Regions from separate parts of the Homo sapiens genome. Here regions 2 and 3 are each linked to region 1. A link is a loop called in an ENCODE intact Hi-C map of the cell type or tissue named here. Cell type or tissue: chondrocyte. All regions are shown on one strand.

The links. Peaks named below come from ENCODE experiments on the same cell type or tissue, not always from the same donor. Only the 100,000 strongest peaks of a DNase experiment are listed, where the experiment ranks them.
Region 2: a loop joins it to region 1, with 7 times the contacts of the local background. A loop is called at or near these places in 75 of 110 quality-filtered maps.
Region 3: it touches region 1 in a loop (5-fold over the local background); 18 of 110 quality-filtered maps call a loop at or near these places.

What each region holds. Positions count from the first base shown.
Region 1 is chr2:85,812,445-85,817,444 of GRCh38, forward strand. LOC284950 (a long non-coding RNA gene) reads left to right here and starts at 2,686. Exons shown (of 3, transcript NR_038888.1): 1 at 2,686-2,911. In chondrocyte, CTCF peaks have their summits at 1,958 (motif pointing left) and 2,206; a DNase peak (open chromatin) is centred at 1,929.
Region 2 is chr2:85,634,675-85,639,674 of GRCh38, forward strand. It overlaps USP39 (ubiquitin specific peptidase 39), which reads left to right. Exons shown (of 13, transcript NM_006590.4): 7 at 1,379-1,456; 8 at 2,695-2,762; 9 at 4,529-4,717. Among named protein-coding and RNA genes, the nearest start is that of USP39, 21 kb to the left of the region's middle. In chondrocyte, CTCF peaks have their summits at 2,985 (motif pointing right) and 3,221; no DNase peak of the experiment used is centred here.
Region 3 is chr2:85,676,442-85,681,441 of GRCh38, forward strand. It overlaps LOC105374842 (a long non-coding RNA gene), which reads left to right and starts at 4,907. Exons shown (of 3, transcript XR_940317.3): 1 at 4,907-5,000. In chondrocyte, CTCF peaks have their summits at 2,935 (motif pointing right) and 3,177; DNase peaks (open chromatin) are centred at 2,600 and 2,960.

The DNA.
Region 1 (5,000 bases):
GCACTTCCCACCTTGGCCCACCAAGAGCCCGAGCTGCCCCCTCCTACCTCTCGGCCTTGGCTCAGCCTCTCCCCCACCCCCAAGCTCGCTGGCTGCCTGCCTGTGCATCAGGCCACTCACTGGCCACCCCTCCGGTGGGGCTGGCTTCTCCTCTGAGCTGCAACACTTCCACCCCCAACCAGTGCCTTCAGCCTCCCTTCCTTCGACTTGGGCCACGCTGGTCTGTGATATGTTTGTTTCCCTCATTCTGGTCACTCGTCAAAACCCTACAGATCTGAGGCCAGACGTAGTGGCTCATGCCTGTAATCCCAGCACTTTGGGAGGCTGAGGAGGGTGGATCACCTGAGGTCAGGAGTTCGAGACCATCATGGCCAACATGGTGAAACCCCGTCTCTACTAAAAATACAAAAATTAGCCAGGCATGGTGGCATGCGCCGGTAGTCCCAGCTACTCAGGAGGCTGAAGCATGAGAATTGCTTGAACTGGGAGGCGGAGGTTGCAGTGAGCCGAGGTCATGCCATTGCACTCCAGCCTGGGCAACAGAGCAAGCCTCCATCTCAAAAAACAAAAACAAAAAATCCCCCAAACCCTACAGGTCTGGTCTAGTCTCTTGTGCAGAGCAGGGTCTCCCATTTGTGGAAACGAATTTTCATTGGTGGTAAATATTGGGTGATTGGTGACATTGTCCTCACTGGTGACTTGTATGAAGGAAAAAGAGAAGCCCCAGACAGTTTGTATAAGGAGGCAGGAGACAATGTGGGCATCACCCCGTGTTCCTGACGTCTGCTGCCAAGCACGTGGGGGTGTAACTCCTCTGCCCACCCTTCCCCCTACAACCCCCTTAATTGTTCTGTCATCAGGGCCTCCCAGGAGCCCATGCTGTCTCAGGTAATGGCAGAAACCTCAGGTAACGGCAGGTGTGTGAGCTCCTGGCTGGGCTTCCCTATACCAGCAGCCTGCAAAGGGTTTCCATTCTGGGATCAGAGGGGCTCCAGGCCTGCCCATGAGCCACATGATGCCAACCTCAGTGTGGGCCATGCCAGGCCTGAGACCACATAGTGGATCTCCCAGACCTCTGCTGGGCAGCTAGAGCTGCCATCCCACTTCCCCCAAACAGCCCAAACCCCCAGTGCCCACACCCAAGAGGCACGACAGTGTCATGGAAATAACATGGCCCTTGGAATCCAGAGATCTGGGTGTGGGTCCTGATACTGCAGTTCCATGAGGTCTTGGACAAATCACTTAACATTCCTGTGAGCCTCAGTTCCCCCATGGTGGTAATCATGTATATTTTACTTTGGGATTGAGAGACAGGAGAGGTATGAGAGCACCTGGAACACTGTGGGAGCTGAAGTGTTGGTTTAAGTGGGAGTCACAGTTGTGGTGGGGAGCTAGACTTGAGGGGTGACAGGATGACCCAGTGAGCTGGCCCAGCAGTAAGAAGGGAGGAATTGATGATGGAAAGGCTGGCGTCCCCTGGTCTGGCCTCTGCAGGACTCGTAGTTGAGTCTCCCCACCCCTTAGAGTGGGGGTATTCCTGGCCCCAACCACTTCACACCTTTGACGCTTGGGGGAGGGATGCATATACAGGTGGAGGCTGCTGGGAGTCTGGGGTGCCATGTGGGATACCCCAGACATCTGGCAGAGCTGCAGTGGTGCCCTATGGGTGCAGACTGGTTTGGGACCACACGTGAGCCACCCCAGGGGCTTCCAGAAGGGCGCAGTGCCAAGGCAGCTGAGGATCACGAGTAAGGAGCCTAAGGGGGCCAGAGAACTTGGGGGCGTGTTACTTGTGTCTAAAAATTGGCAGATCGAGGGTCAGGGCATCTGGACTGCTCCAGTGAATAAGGGAGAATGCACACTGGCCACCATCAGCTGCTGGGTACAGCCGGGAGAGCTGGTGGACTTGGAACAGGAACAGTCTGCATGGCGTGACAGCGCCCTCTGCTGTCCAGGCTGGGCTGGCATCGATGGTACAGGAGGAGGGTGATCCTCACACCTGGCATGAGCAGAACCTCCACTTCAAGCAGCCAGGGCTCAGGAGCAGGAGGGACCCCGGTAGATGGGAAACTCATTCCCATTTTACAAATGAGAAGACAGGCTAGGAGGAGTGTAGAAAGTTGCTCAGGGTCCCGTAGCTATTAAATGGCAGAGCCAGACTCATCCTGCAATGCCCTTCCTTCTACCCCAGACTGAATCATTTTATGCAAAATATAACAGGACTCAGGGATGCTGGAAACAGTACCCTTCTTTATTCTATTAAAATCAAATTAGATCTGACTCCGCCTCTGGCTGGGCTGCAGAAAACTTCATTCTGACTTGCTTTTGGAGATGGGAGTGGGTGCTGCTCCTCCCTAGGCCTGTGCAAGAGCCAGGGAGTCTAAGGTGATGCCAGAAAATGGGTGTGAGGGAGTAGTGTTTAAATCTTCAGTGCGTCAGCACCACTGTGAGAGCTTCGTGTCCAAGCCTCAGGGGGTCTGTGCTGCCTCCTTGCCCAGTTTGGCAGCCTGGGCCTGAGGCCATGCCACTCGCTCCCCTGAGGCCCCCTACAGCTTGGCTATGCCATCTGAGGTCTTGCTCCCCCGCCCCCACCTCAGCAGGTACTGCTGCTCCCAGCCATGGAGTTCTCTCAAAACCTTTCTCAAACCTTTTCCTCCCCTCCCCAACCCGCAGCCTAATCCCCTTAAATTGCTCCAGATCCTAGAAAATAAAAGCAGGAAAGGAAAGGTTGGCTGAACAGGGAAGGAAAATATGTCAAGAACAAAAGACAAATGATTATCTCAGGAAAAGTTCCTGCCCCTCTAAACTCTGTGCTGGGCAGCCACACGTGCCCGTGGGAAAGTGCTGTGTCCTTGGAGTGCCCTGCACGCTGCAACTGAAGCCAACAAGACACGGCCCAGACAGGGAGCAGGTTGGTTGAATCCATTTGCAGAAACTTGGGGCAAGGAGTTGGTTGTGACGAATGTGGCATGCCACTCCCCATCTAAAGCAGTGAAAGTTAAAAGGAGGTTATGGAAAATTGGGGAAGGGGCTAAATGCCCAGGAGCCTGGGTTGCAAAGCCAATCCTATCTGAGAAGAATGAACTTGGGGACCCCTTATTGTCATCACAACTATAAAAATGGCCTGGCAGGTCCAACTGTGGCCCTCTGGACTCTGCAACAGCCAGATCTGCAGTCCTCAGTTTTAAATCTGTAACCAAGAGATTTGGTTAGAGATCCAAATTAGAGACCTAGTTATCCTTAGCTGTTATGTTCAGTCCACAAATCATGTTATTCTGTTTATAAATAGGGCAAAATAAAAAGTGATCTTTAATTTTCTTTGATTAATGAGCTATTAACTCAACTTGAAGACACTAAGCTCTCTTAAAAAAAAAAAAAAAAAGCACTCGTGGCAATGAAACTGCCAGCCCAGTGTCACCAGTTACCCAAGGGTGACACCCTCGTCCTGCTGGAGATGGTGCATCTGCTGCTTCGAGAGCCCTTTTCTAACCTGGGAAAGCTTGAGTTTAAACATGAAGATAGTGAAATAAGGTAAGCCTTTAGAAGCAAAACTTTCATGCTAAGTTTAGGAGTAATCTTCGTATGTTTGTTTCTTTAAAATACTGTAATAGTCTAAAGAATCTAACATTAAAGACCGACAGATTAGCCTGATGCCTCCAGTTTTAAATATGTACTAGAATTTAGACTTGTCATGGAACCAATCTAAGTGTCCACCAACTGTTGATTGTATAAAGAAAATGTGGTTTGTATACCCCACGAAATACTATGCACCCATAAAAAAGAATGAAATCATGTCCTTTGCAGCAACATGGATGGAGCAGGAGGCCCTTATCCTAAGTGAACTAACTCAGAAGCAGGAAATCAAAAACCTCATGTTCTCACTTATAAGTAGGAGCTAAACGATGCGTACACATGGGCGTAAAGATGGAGATAATAGACACTGGGGACCCCAAAACTGGGGAGGAGGCTGGGAGGGAGGAGGAGAAGGGTTGAAGCAGGGAGAAGGGTTGAAGAATCTCCTATTGCATATAATGTTCAATATTTGGATGATGGGTACACTAGAAACCCAGTCTCCACTATTACACATATAATACCCATGTAACACACGAGTACATGTACTCCCTGAATCTAAAATTTAAAAAAAATTTAAAAGAATTTAGACTTGTGATTTTAAGTTGCAAAGGGAAAAAAATGACCTTATTTTTCTGAATAATTATTGGAATTTCAAGGAAAACTGATGCTTCACTATTTTAATAACATTTTATTTCTTAGATTTATAAGAATTTATTATTTGAAGATATTTTGCTTGTTAAGGCAATACAATTGCTTTGTTAGGCAACTGAAGTGCTTACAAAAGAAATGTAATATATTACATTTATAATGCAGTTCAGAGTTTAAGAGAATTTAATTAATTAAATTTACAAATAATTATTAAGGAAACAGAGTCTTCAAGTTGAGTTAATAGCTCATTAATCAAAGAAAATTGAAGGTCACTGTTTTTATTTTGCCCCATTTATAAACAGAATAACAAGATTTGTAGACTGAACATAACAGCTAAGGATAACTAGTTTATTTCATTTTAATGGAACATTAATTTAAAACCCAAGCAACTGTGAGTAGCCCTTTCTGGACTGCCCTCAGACATTAAAATAAAAAACAAAACAATTCACAATGACAGATATTAATACGAATAGCTAACGTTTGTATGGTGTTTTACACTAATGCTCTCTTCCATTACTAATGAGAAGCACTGGGAGGTTAGTAACTTGCTCGAGGCCCTGCGTCTAGGAAGTTGGACTGGAGCTTGGCTCTTTGACTCCAGAGGCTGCACTCTTTTTTTTTTTTGAGATGGAGTCTCGCTCTGTCCCCCAGGCTGGAGTGCAGTGGCAGGATCTCGGCTCACTGCAAGCTCCGCCTCCCGGGTTCACGCCATTCTCCCACCTCAGCCTCCCGAGTAGCTGGGACTACAGACGTCCGCCACCACTCCCGGCTAATTTTTT
Region 2 (5,000 bases), 180 kb before region 1:
TCTTGTGTTTATAGAGACATTTCTGTTTCTGGACCAACTCCCTGAGCTCCCAGGGTTTTATATTAAGGCTGCAAGAAAGGAAGAAATTTGTGTTGAGAATGATTTTTTTGTGGACCATGAATGGATGGATGAGTGTCAGCATTCACTGTGTTCCACAGGTGACTTATGGCCTGAAGGTGGATAGTGGGGCCTGTCAGCTTTTGGCAGCTTGGAAAGTTAGGGCATAATTGGGTTGTAGAGTTGCAGAAAAACCAGGGTACCCTGAGAATCAACGTGTCTAGTTTCTTCTGTCATAGCCACTATTGGCTAGGATAGTTATGATGTCACATAAACATAATTTCCTCCATCTCTGAGACCTAGTAGGTTATTAGTTGCCGAGTGTTTAGATGTGTGAAGTGTTTCTTGCTGTGGTAGTTTGTTACATAAGAGCATTCTGTGTACAGGGAATAAAAAGAAAATCATTCTATGGAGTTGTTAGAGGCCTCTGGGTTTAGGGAAATGAAGTTGAGGAAGATATACTATAGTCTTTGAGATTTTAATTGCGTGAGCAAAGAGGAACTAAATAGAAGCAAATCTTCGTTGAAGAGAAAGTAGTCATTATCTGGCTGGGCGCAGTGGCTCATGCCTGTAATCCCAGTACTTTGGGAGGCTGAGGCGGGAGGATCACTTGAGGTCAAGAGTTCGAGACCGGCCTGGCCAACATGGTGAAGCCCCGTCTCTACTAAAAATACAAAAATTAGCTGGGCATGGTAGCAGGCACCTGTAATCCCAGCTACTCAGGAGACTGAGGTGGGAGAATCGCTTGAACCCAGGAGGCGGAGGTTGCAGTGAGCTGAGATCATGCCACTGCACTCCAGCCTGGGCGACAGAGTGAGACTCTGTCTCAAAAAAAAAAGTAGCCACTATCCCTGAAATGTCTGAGTGGCAGGTTCCGTAGACAGCATTTTCATGGAATATTGTCAATCTGCTTTCAGAACCCCTTGTTCTGTATGCCTTTTCAGTCTGGGTGCTAGTCACTTTCCTAAAAGACAGGAATCTTCATGAGCTGCAGAAGGGAAGAAGGAAGTTTGAGCTCACTCTGGAGAAAAGTGGATGTTAAAAGGTCATATTCATTTGTTTTGGTCATCACTGAGTGATGCGATACAGTCCTGGTATGAATCAGAGAGCCTATGGAGAGAGTCAAGATCGGAGGAGTGAGAGCTTGACCTTGAGGAGTGCCAGCATTTAATGATAAGATAGAGGAGGATGCACGGCAGTTGGGATGGGATGGCATGGCCAGAGAGGAAGGGGGAGAACCAGGAATGCCAACCAGTGCATGGTTTAAGTTAACTCTAATGCCACTTAGCTTCAACGTTTTCCACCCTTCCTTTTTTTCCAGGAGATGGCGTTGACTTTCTGTCTTGGTTTCTGAATGCTCTGCACTCAGCTCTGGGGGGCACAAAGAAGAAAAAGAAGAGTAAGTCATTTACTTATAAAAAGGAGTTATTTTGTTCCCTTTTAAAAAACTTTGCGGTCGGTCGCAATGGCTCATGCCTATAATCCCAGCTCTTTGAGAGGCCGAGGTGGGTGGATTACCTGAGGTCAGGAGTTTGAGACCGGCCTGGCCAACATGGCGAAACCCCATCTCTACCAAAAATACAAAAGTTATTCAGGTGTGGTGGGATGTGCCTGTAGTCCCAGCGACTTGGGAGGCTGAGGCAACTTCCCATTCTTTTGTTAACTGTTTATCTGGGGTAGGCTAGTATCTATGTTATAGATAAACTACATGTTCTTTCTGAATAGGCCCCTCTCCATAGTTTTTGCTAGAATATGGTTATAGTCCCAATGATATTTTATTATATATATATTTTGAGACAGAGTCTTGCTCTGTCACCTAGGCTATGCAGTGGCACGGTCTCAGCTCACTGTAGCCTCCATCTCCCAGGTTCAAGCAGTTCTTCTCCCTCAGTCTCCCAAGGGTAGCTGGGATTACAGGCACCCACTACCACGCCCAGCTGATTTTTGTATTTTTAGTAGAGATGGGATTTCTCCATGTTGGCCAGGCTGGTCTCAAACTCCTGACCTCAGGTGATCTGCCCAAAGTGCTAGGATTATAGATGTGATGGTGTCTTGATGTGGGATTGTGGCCTGTTGCTTTTCCCACTGGATGGCCCTGCCCTCTCTACCAGGTGTCTTCAGCCTGTGTTAACCCTCTGAGCTCTCTAACTTGCGTCTTGGCAGGGTTCTAGAACTTGGTTGTGCTTTCTCTCTTGTTGCTTTGATCCTGTTCTGGCCCATCTCTTAGTCTGTCATTGTCCTCTTGTCTTCATTACAGTTTGGACATTGTCTCCCTTTGAAAGTAGCTTATGGTTATGGGAAGTTCCTTGGCTGTACCTTGTTTTGCTTGTGAATTTTTTTGTAATTCATGTATCACCATTCCTTCATTTTGAACACATTTACCTTTTCTTTTATGGACCAGGCCCTGTGATGGAGGATAAAAAGTTGTCTTAAGAGAAATAAAGTAATTATTTACACAAATAATTATAAAGGTACCCTGGTGGTATATAGTACAAAAGGAAACTTCTGTGTTTAGTGAGAGCTCTGTGTCTTTTGCTGGAAGATGCTGGTTTATTTCAGAAATTTAGAAGCTGGAAATATACTTCAGACATGTTTTCCATCCTCACGGAATTTGTCTCTTGCTTCCTGTTTGTGCAGCTATTGTGACTGATGTTTTCCAGGGGTCCATGAGGATCTTCACTAAAAAGCTTCCCCATCCTGATCTGGTGAGTTAATTGAGCCTGGGTCTTGGACTGATTCATATTGCTTGAGGGGACGTAGGGGAGATGAAGAGATGCTCAGAGAACTGACAAGCCTGCTTGCCCTGTGAAGAGGTTCAACAAAGCACCTGCCTAGTGGCAGCTCTGCCTGGTCCCTGTCATACTAGTGCACTTTTTCAGTTTGGGAGTTAGTGGTTGGATGTACTGTGCTGGTTTAAGTGTTCTGGCCACTAGGTGGTGCTGCTGTGTTTTTTCAGAAAGCTCAGCTAAGCTTTCTTTTTGTTTTTCTTAGTCTCCCTCTGTCGCCAAGGCTGGAGTTGCAGTGGCGCCATCTCAGCTCACTGCAACCTCTACCTCCTGGGTTCAAGCGATTCTCCTGCCTTAGCCTCCTGAGTGGCTGTGATTACAGGCGCTTGCCACCACGCCCAGCTAATTTTGTATTTTTAGTTGTGACGGGGCTTCACCATGTTGGTCCAGGCTGGTCTCGAACTCCTGACCTCAGGTGATCTACCTGCCTCGGCCTCCCAAAGTGCTGGGATTACAGGCGTGAGTCACCGTGCCTGGCCCTCAGCTAAGCTTCCTAGATGGTCTTAGAGCTTTTCTTTTTTGAGATGGAGTTTTGCTCTTGTTGACCAGTCTGGAGTGCAATGGCATGATCTCAGCTCACTGCAACCTCCACCTCCCAGGTTCAAACCATTCTCCTGCCTCAGCCTCCGAAGTAGCTGGGATTACAGGCATGCGCCACTATGCCTGGCTAATTTTTCTATTTTTAGTAGAGAAGAGGTTTTACCATGTTGGTCAGGATGGTCTCAAACTCCTGACCTTAGGTGATCCACCTCCCTTGGCCTCCCAAAGTGCTGGGATTACAGACATGAGCCACCGTGCTCGGCCCACTTTCTTTTTTTAATGGATTTTTTTTCCTTTTTGAGACAAGATCTCTGTCACTCAGGCTGAGTGTGGTGGCGTGATTATGGTTCACTGCAACCTCAACCTCCCTTGCTGAAGTGATCCTCCCACCTCAACCTCCCCAGAAACTGGGACCATAGATACACACCACCACACCGGGCTAATTTTTATTTTTATTTTTGTTTAATTTAATTAATTAATTAATTTATTTATTTTATTGAGACGGAGTTTCACTCTTGTTGCCCAGGCTGGAGTGCAATGGCACTATCTCGGCTCACCGCAACCTCCGCCTCCCGAGTTCAGGTGATTCTCCTGCCTCAGCCTCCCGAGTAGCTAGGATTACAGGCGCCACCACCACGCCCGGCTTATTTTGTATTTTTAGTAGAGACGGGGTTTCTCCGTGTTGGTCACGTTGGTCTTGGACTCCTGACCTCAGGTGATCTACCTGCCTCGGCCTCCCAAAGTGCTGGGATTACAGGTGTGAGCCATCATGCCCGGCCAATTTTTTTTTTTTTTTGTAGAGATGGAGTCTCACTGTGTTGCCCAGGCTGGTCTGGAAGTCCTGGACTCAAGCAGTCCTCTCACCTTTGTTCCCAAAGTGTTGAGATTACAGCCGTGAGCCATCACACTTGGCCTCAGGGCTTTTTAGATAGTCTGGTATATAAGCAAAATATCTTTAAAGAAGGAAACCTGTTGGTTCTTAAGTTAATCTAACCAGGTGGTGCATGCCAAACTGCCCAATCTCTCGGGCACTTCTCTTTGTTCTTTCAGATGAAGGAAATGTCGGCGTGGTAAAACATCGGTTCTGTGTTGGTTCCTATACCCGTCACACTCCTTTCCTCTCTTTTCTTCTCATTCATTTCTAGCCAGCAGAAGAAAAAGAGCAGTTGCTCCATAATGACGAGTACCAGGAGACAATGGTGGAGTCCACTTTTATGTACCTGACGCTGGACCTTCCTACTGCCCCCCTCTACAAGGACGAGAAGGAGCAGCTCATCATTCCCCAAGTGCCACTCTTCAACATCCTGGCTAAGTTCAATGGCATCACTGAGAAGGTAGCCCATTAACACACCTGCCCTGCCTATACTTACCCTCGCTCTCTCGACTTTTTCATTTTCTTTTTTTTTTTTTTTTCAAGACAGAGTTTTGCTCTTGTCGCCCAGGCTGGAGTGCAGTGGCGTGATTTCGGCTGACTGCAATCTCTACCTCCCAGTTTCAAGCGATTCTCCTGCCTCAGCCTTCCTAGTAGCTGGGATTACAGACATCCGCCACCATGACTGGCTAATTTTTTATATTTTTAGTAGAGACAGCATGTTGGCCAGGTTGGTCTCGAACTCT
Region 3 (5,000 bases), 140 kb before region 1:
TGTTCCTCATTGACCCCTGGAGCAGAAATTGCATCTAATGATATCTTCGGCTCTTATCACACCCTTGATGGGGCTTTGTCCATAGTGGGGGCTCAAAAATATTTTCTAATTTCAAGTAGTCCTGATATCTTAACCCCATTCAGGACAAGCTTAATGTGAGAATTCGCTCAACACGGCACTTGCATATTTTATTCAAAAGCCAGAAACATCTGAGGGCAAAGGAAGAACTAAAAATAACTTGCAGGCTTTCTTAAAGCTGGTAAGAGAAGATTTGACCTTGGGGAATGTATTTATTGTTTTTGTGTTAATTAGTTAAATTCTGATTGCAAAAGAAAGTGTTGTCCGACATTTTTATGTTACAAAGCAGAGAGAACTCGATGCAAACTGACCTATAGGAAAGGGAATTTTCGCTTGAGCCCAGGAGTTCGAGGTCAGCCTGGGCAACATAGTGAGACTCTGTCTCAAAGAGAAAAGCAGGGGCAGGATTTTTGGTTCATGTAATTGAAAAATCTGGAAGTTGATCAAGTAGTTGCTGGCAAAGTTTATCCACGGGTGCAAATCATGTCACCAAGATATGGTTTCTCCCTGTGCTCAGCCTCTGCTGTCTGGAGCCTCCAAGTCTTCCTCCATAGCAGTGAAAAGGCTACAGCTGTTCCAGATGTCACAGCTTTATCCACGTTGTCCAAGCAGGTATTGGGACTCCTCTGGTAGCTCTAGTGCTAGTCTTGCTCTGTTGCCCAGGCTGGAGTGCAGTGGCACGATCTCTGCTCACTGCAGCCTCAACCTCCCGGGGTTCAAGTGATCCTCCCACCTCAGCCTCCCGAGTAGCTGGGATTACAGGCACCTGCCAGCATTTCCAGCTAATTTTTGTATTTTTAGTAGAGACGGGGTTTCACAATGTTGGCCAGGCTGGTCTCAAACTCCTGGCCTCAGGTGATCCTCCCGCCTAGGCCTCCCAAAGTGCTGCGATTACAGGCGTGAGCCACCGCGCCCGGCCTAGCATATTTAAATTTTAATGCACACTGACAATAGGTCTCCCAAGATGTCATGCTGACATCTCCTCTGAGCAGTATAGAAGACAGTGCCTTTCTCCTGACTGGAATTGTGAATCTTTTTCTTTTTTCATTTGTGGTAAAATACACATAACCTAAAATTTGCATCCTAGGCCAGGAGTGGTGGCTCACGCCTGTAATCCCAGCACTTTGGGAGGCCGAGACGGGTGGATCACCTGAGGTCAGGAGTTCTAGACCAGCCTGGCCAACATGGTGAAACCCCGTCTCTACTAAAAATACCAAAATTAGCTGGGCATGCTAGCGGGTGCCTGTAATCCCAACTACTTGGGAGGCTGAGGCATGAGAATTGCTTGAACCTGGGAGGTGGAGGTTGTGGTGAGCCGAGATTGCGCCACTGCACTCCAGCCTGGCCGACAGACAGTGAAACTCCATCTAAAAAAAAAAAAAAAAAAAAAAATTTACATTCTAACCGTTTCCAAGTGTACATTCAGTGGCTTTATGTACATTCACATTGATGCGCAACCATCACCACCATCCATCTCCAGAATGCTTTTCACCTTCCCAAGCAGAAACTCTGTGCCCATGAAACACTAACTCTCCTTTCCTCCCATCCCCTGACAATCATTCTACTTCCCATCTCTAACTCTCTTTTCCCCCATCCCCTGACAATCATTCTACTTCTCCTCTCTAACTCTCCTTTCCCCCATCCCCTGATAATCATTCTACTTCCTGTCTCTATGATTTTCACTGTTCTGTGTCCCTCCTAGAAGTGGACTCATATAGTATTTGTCTTTGGTGACTGGTTTATTTCACTTAGCAGAGTGTCTTTTGGGTTCATCCATGTTATCATGCATCTCTTATAATTTCCTTCCTTTTAAAGGCTGTGTGCATACACCGCATTTTGTTTATGGAATTATGACCCTTTTAAATGTCCCTAAAATTGCACCTGTTGGCTGTAGCTGCGCCTATAGGTTGTAGCTGGAGGACATTCCTGCCCATTGTTGGTTTCTGTTCCTTTCTGCCTTTCTGACCCAGCCTCCAACTGCTCCGGTCTAAGGAGATAAGAAGCCACACAGGCCTCTGGCAGGGGCTGGGTCTCCTTTCTGCAGGAAGTGCTTCAGGCCCCTCTTCTTGGTCTCTCCCTGAAGTAAGAGGCCTCAAGTGGAGTCCTGAGGGGCATGATGAGGGCTGTGCCCTGAACAGGTGCAAAGTATGGAGGGAAAATGTGGAGCCTGAGGAAGGCATCTTGAGGCTGGAGCAGGGAAGGCCGAGTGGGCACCTCCTTAGTTGAGCTGCCTTAGGACAAGGGAGCAGTGATGGTGGCTTCAACAGGAAAAGAGAAGCTGATTCTGACTGGAAGGGCACCAGCTGCCATTCCTGCAGGAACGAACAAGTGTTTTCCCAGGAAGATGGGGTCAGGTCGCTGAATCTGATGGGTCCTGGCTCTGTGCCCAAGTGCTGTTCCAGGCACAGGGTGGGGGTGACAGAAGGGGCAGCGCAGCCCTGCTCTCACCAAGCCACCTGTATGAGAAAACACAACAAAGACATTCCTTCAGCCACTAGGAGCCTCTGTCTCCAGGAAATTACCATGAAACCCCTAAGTGTAGTGGCTCAGGGCCACAAAGCTACGTCCCATGCCCAGGCTCAGGCCCATTATGTGTGGCCAGGGACTCTGCTCATCACAGTCACCCCGGGGCACAGGCTGACTTGCAGTGGTCGTCTTGAACACTGCCCATCATCATGCCAGGAGAAAAGAGAATTCTGGGGTCTCTCCCTGGCTGTTAAATGTTCCAGTTGGGAAGGAACAGGCTTAACTTCTGCTCAGGAAGCAACCTGGCAGGACGCCACCCAGCCTTCCCAACCCTCACTCGCAAACACAGGGCGGCCAGGGAGTGCAATTCCAAAGCAGGACCGGAAGGTGGCGCCCGGGAGCCAGGTGGAGATGCACCGCCCTGGGCAGCGCGATCCCCACACCTTGCCCTTCGCGGACTTCGCTGCAGCCCAACTTTCTTGGGGCAGCTGTTTCTGCTGAACTAAAGGAACACCAGGGGGTCCAGTCTCTCGACACCCCAGGGCCCACGCACCTGCTGAGGAAGGCGCTCCTTCATTACAGGCGGCAGCACCGAGTACCTGGGCTTTACAACATTTTAACCTCCCCTCCCCTCCCCTTCCCTCATTTTTCTTTTCTTTTCTTTTTTTTTTTTTTGACGGAATCTCGCTCTATAGGCCAGGCTGGAGTGCAATGGCACGATCTCGGCTCACTGCAACCTCTGCCTCCTGGGTTCAAGCGATTCTCCTGCCTCAGCCTCCCGAGTAGCTGGGATTACAGGCATGTGCCACCACACCCGGCTAAGTTTTGTATTTTTAGTAGAGACAGGGTTTCACCATGTTGGCCAGGCTGGTCTCGAACTCCTGACCTCAGGTGATCCGCCTGCCTCGGCCTCCCAAAGTGCTAGGATTACAGGCGTGAGCCACCATGCACGGACAAGCTGTTCTTTCTTACTGTTTACACTTATTTGTGTATATATATATATTTTTGAGATGGAGTCTCGCTTTGTCACCCAGGCTGGAGTACAGTAGCACAATCTCAGCTCACTGCAACCTCTGCCTCCCAAGTTCAAGCGATTCTCCTGCCTCAGCCTCCCAGGTAGCTGGGATTATAGGTGCCCACCACCACACCTGACTAATTTTTGCATTTTTAGTAGAAGTGGGGTTTCACCATGTTGGCCAGGCTGGTCTCGAACTCTTGACCTCAAGTGATCATCTGGCCTCGGCTTCCCAAAGTGCTGGGATTACAGGTGTAACTCACCACGCTGGGTCCACTTATTTGTAATTTGATCATTGTCTTCTCTCCCACTAGAAAGTAAGTTCCATGAGGGCAGGCCCCATGTTCATGTTTACTCATCTTCCTGTTCTCAGTGCCTGGCGGAGTACCTGGCACAGAGTAGCATTCACTTGGTGTTTGCTGAATCAATGAACATGACCGAGGGCTGCAGTCTGAGGTCTGGAGGCTTTGCAGACTGGTTGGGGGCACCATCCTAAAGGCTATCAGAGCAACTGCTGAGAGAGACTCCAACCAGGCTGGAGCTCCACTTGTAGCAGAGTCCCAGTGTTCTGGCTGGGCAGGGAGTAGGGCAGTTCTGAAAATTGACAGGGAGGTCTGCCCCAGCCCAGCCCCCAGGGGCTCTTGTCCAAGTCCCAGTGACAGGATGTCTGCAAGTAAATGCTGAAGGAGATGCTTCAGCTAAAAGCTCCAGGACATGTAGGTTCAAATGGCCTAACAAACTGGGAAACCAGAGTGGAGGGGAGACATTCTCATTTCAGGATAGACCCTGGCTGCCTTGGGGCCTCCAGGGTGCTAGGGGACACAGCCCAGCTCTGCATCCCTGGCAGAGATGGCCACATCCAGCAGGCCCTGGTGGCACTGCAGAGAGAACAGCACCCTGGGGACCAATTATCCTGGGAAACAGGCTGGTGCCTATCCAGATGGTGGTGCCAGGCACTGCCACTGTACAACTGGCTGATTTGGTGAATAAGTTGCAGACATAATTGAAGGGCAATTTGTTGGGGATGTAAAGTACTGCAATGGCCCACAGGGTAAGAGACAGTAAAATAAGGGTAAATGTCACCACTCAGAATTTACACACAGGTTGGTATGCCTCAGGAAACTTAGGTTAATAATGAAAAAGAAAAAAACACAACAATACGAAACACTGGAGAAATACTGGCAGGATGTGTATCACCTTGTTGATAATGGTATTTCTTGGTATAATTACATGTGGTCATTACTCATTGTCTTTGTACTTTGAAAAAAAAATTAAGCCAAAGGAAAAAAAAAAACCTTCCTTTCCCAGTCAAATATACTAGCAAACAAGAAGCTGTTAGAAAACAATTCTCGCTGGTGTAGATTTTGTCCTGTTTTGGTTGTGAGGATGAGGGGCTGGTGTGGATCAACAGTCCTGAGGGGGAAGCAGGAATCCCAGAAGA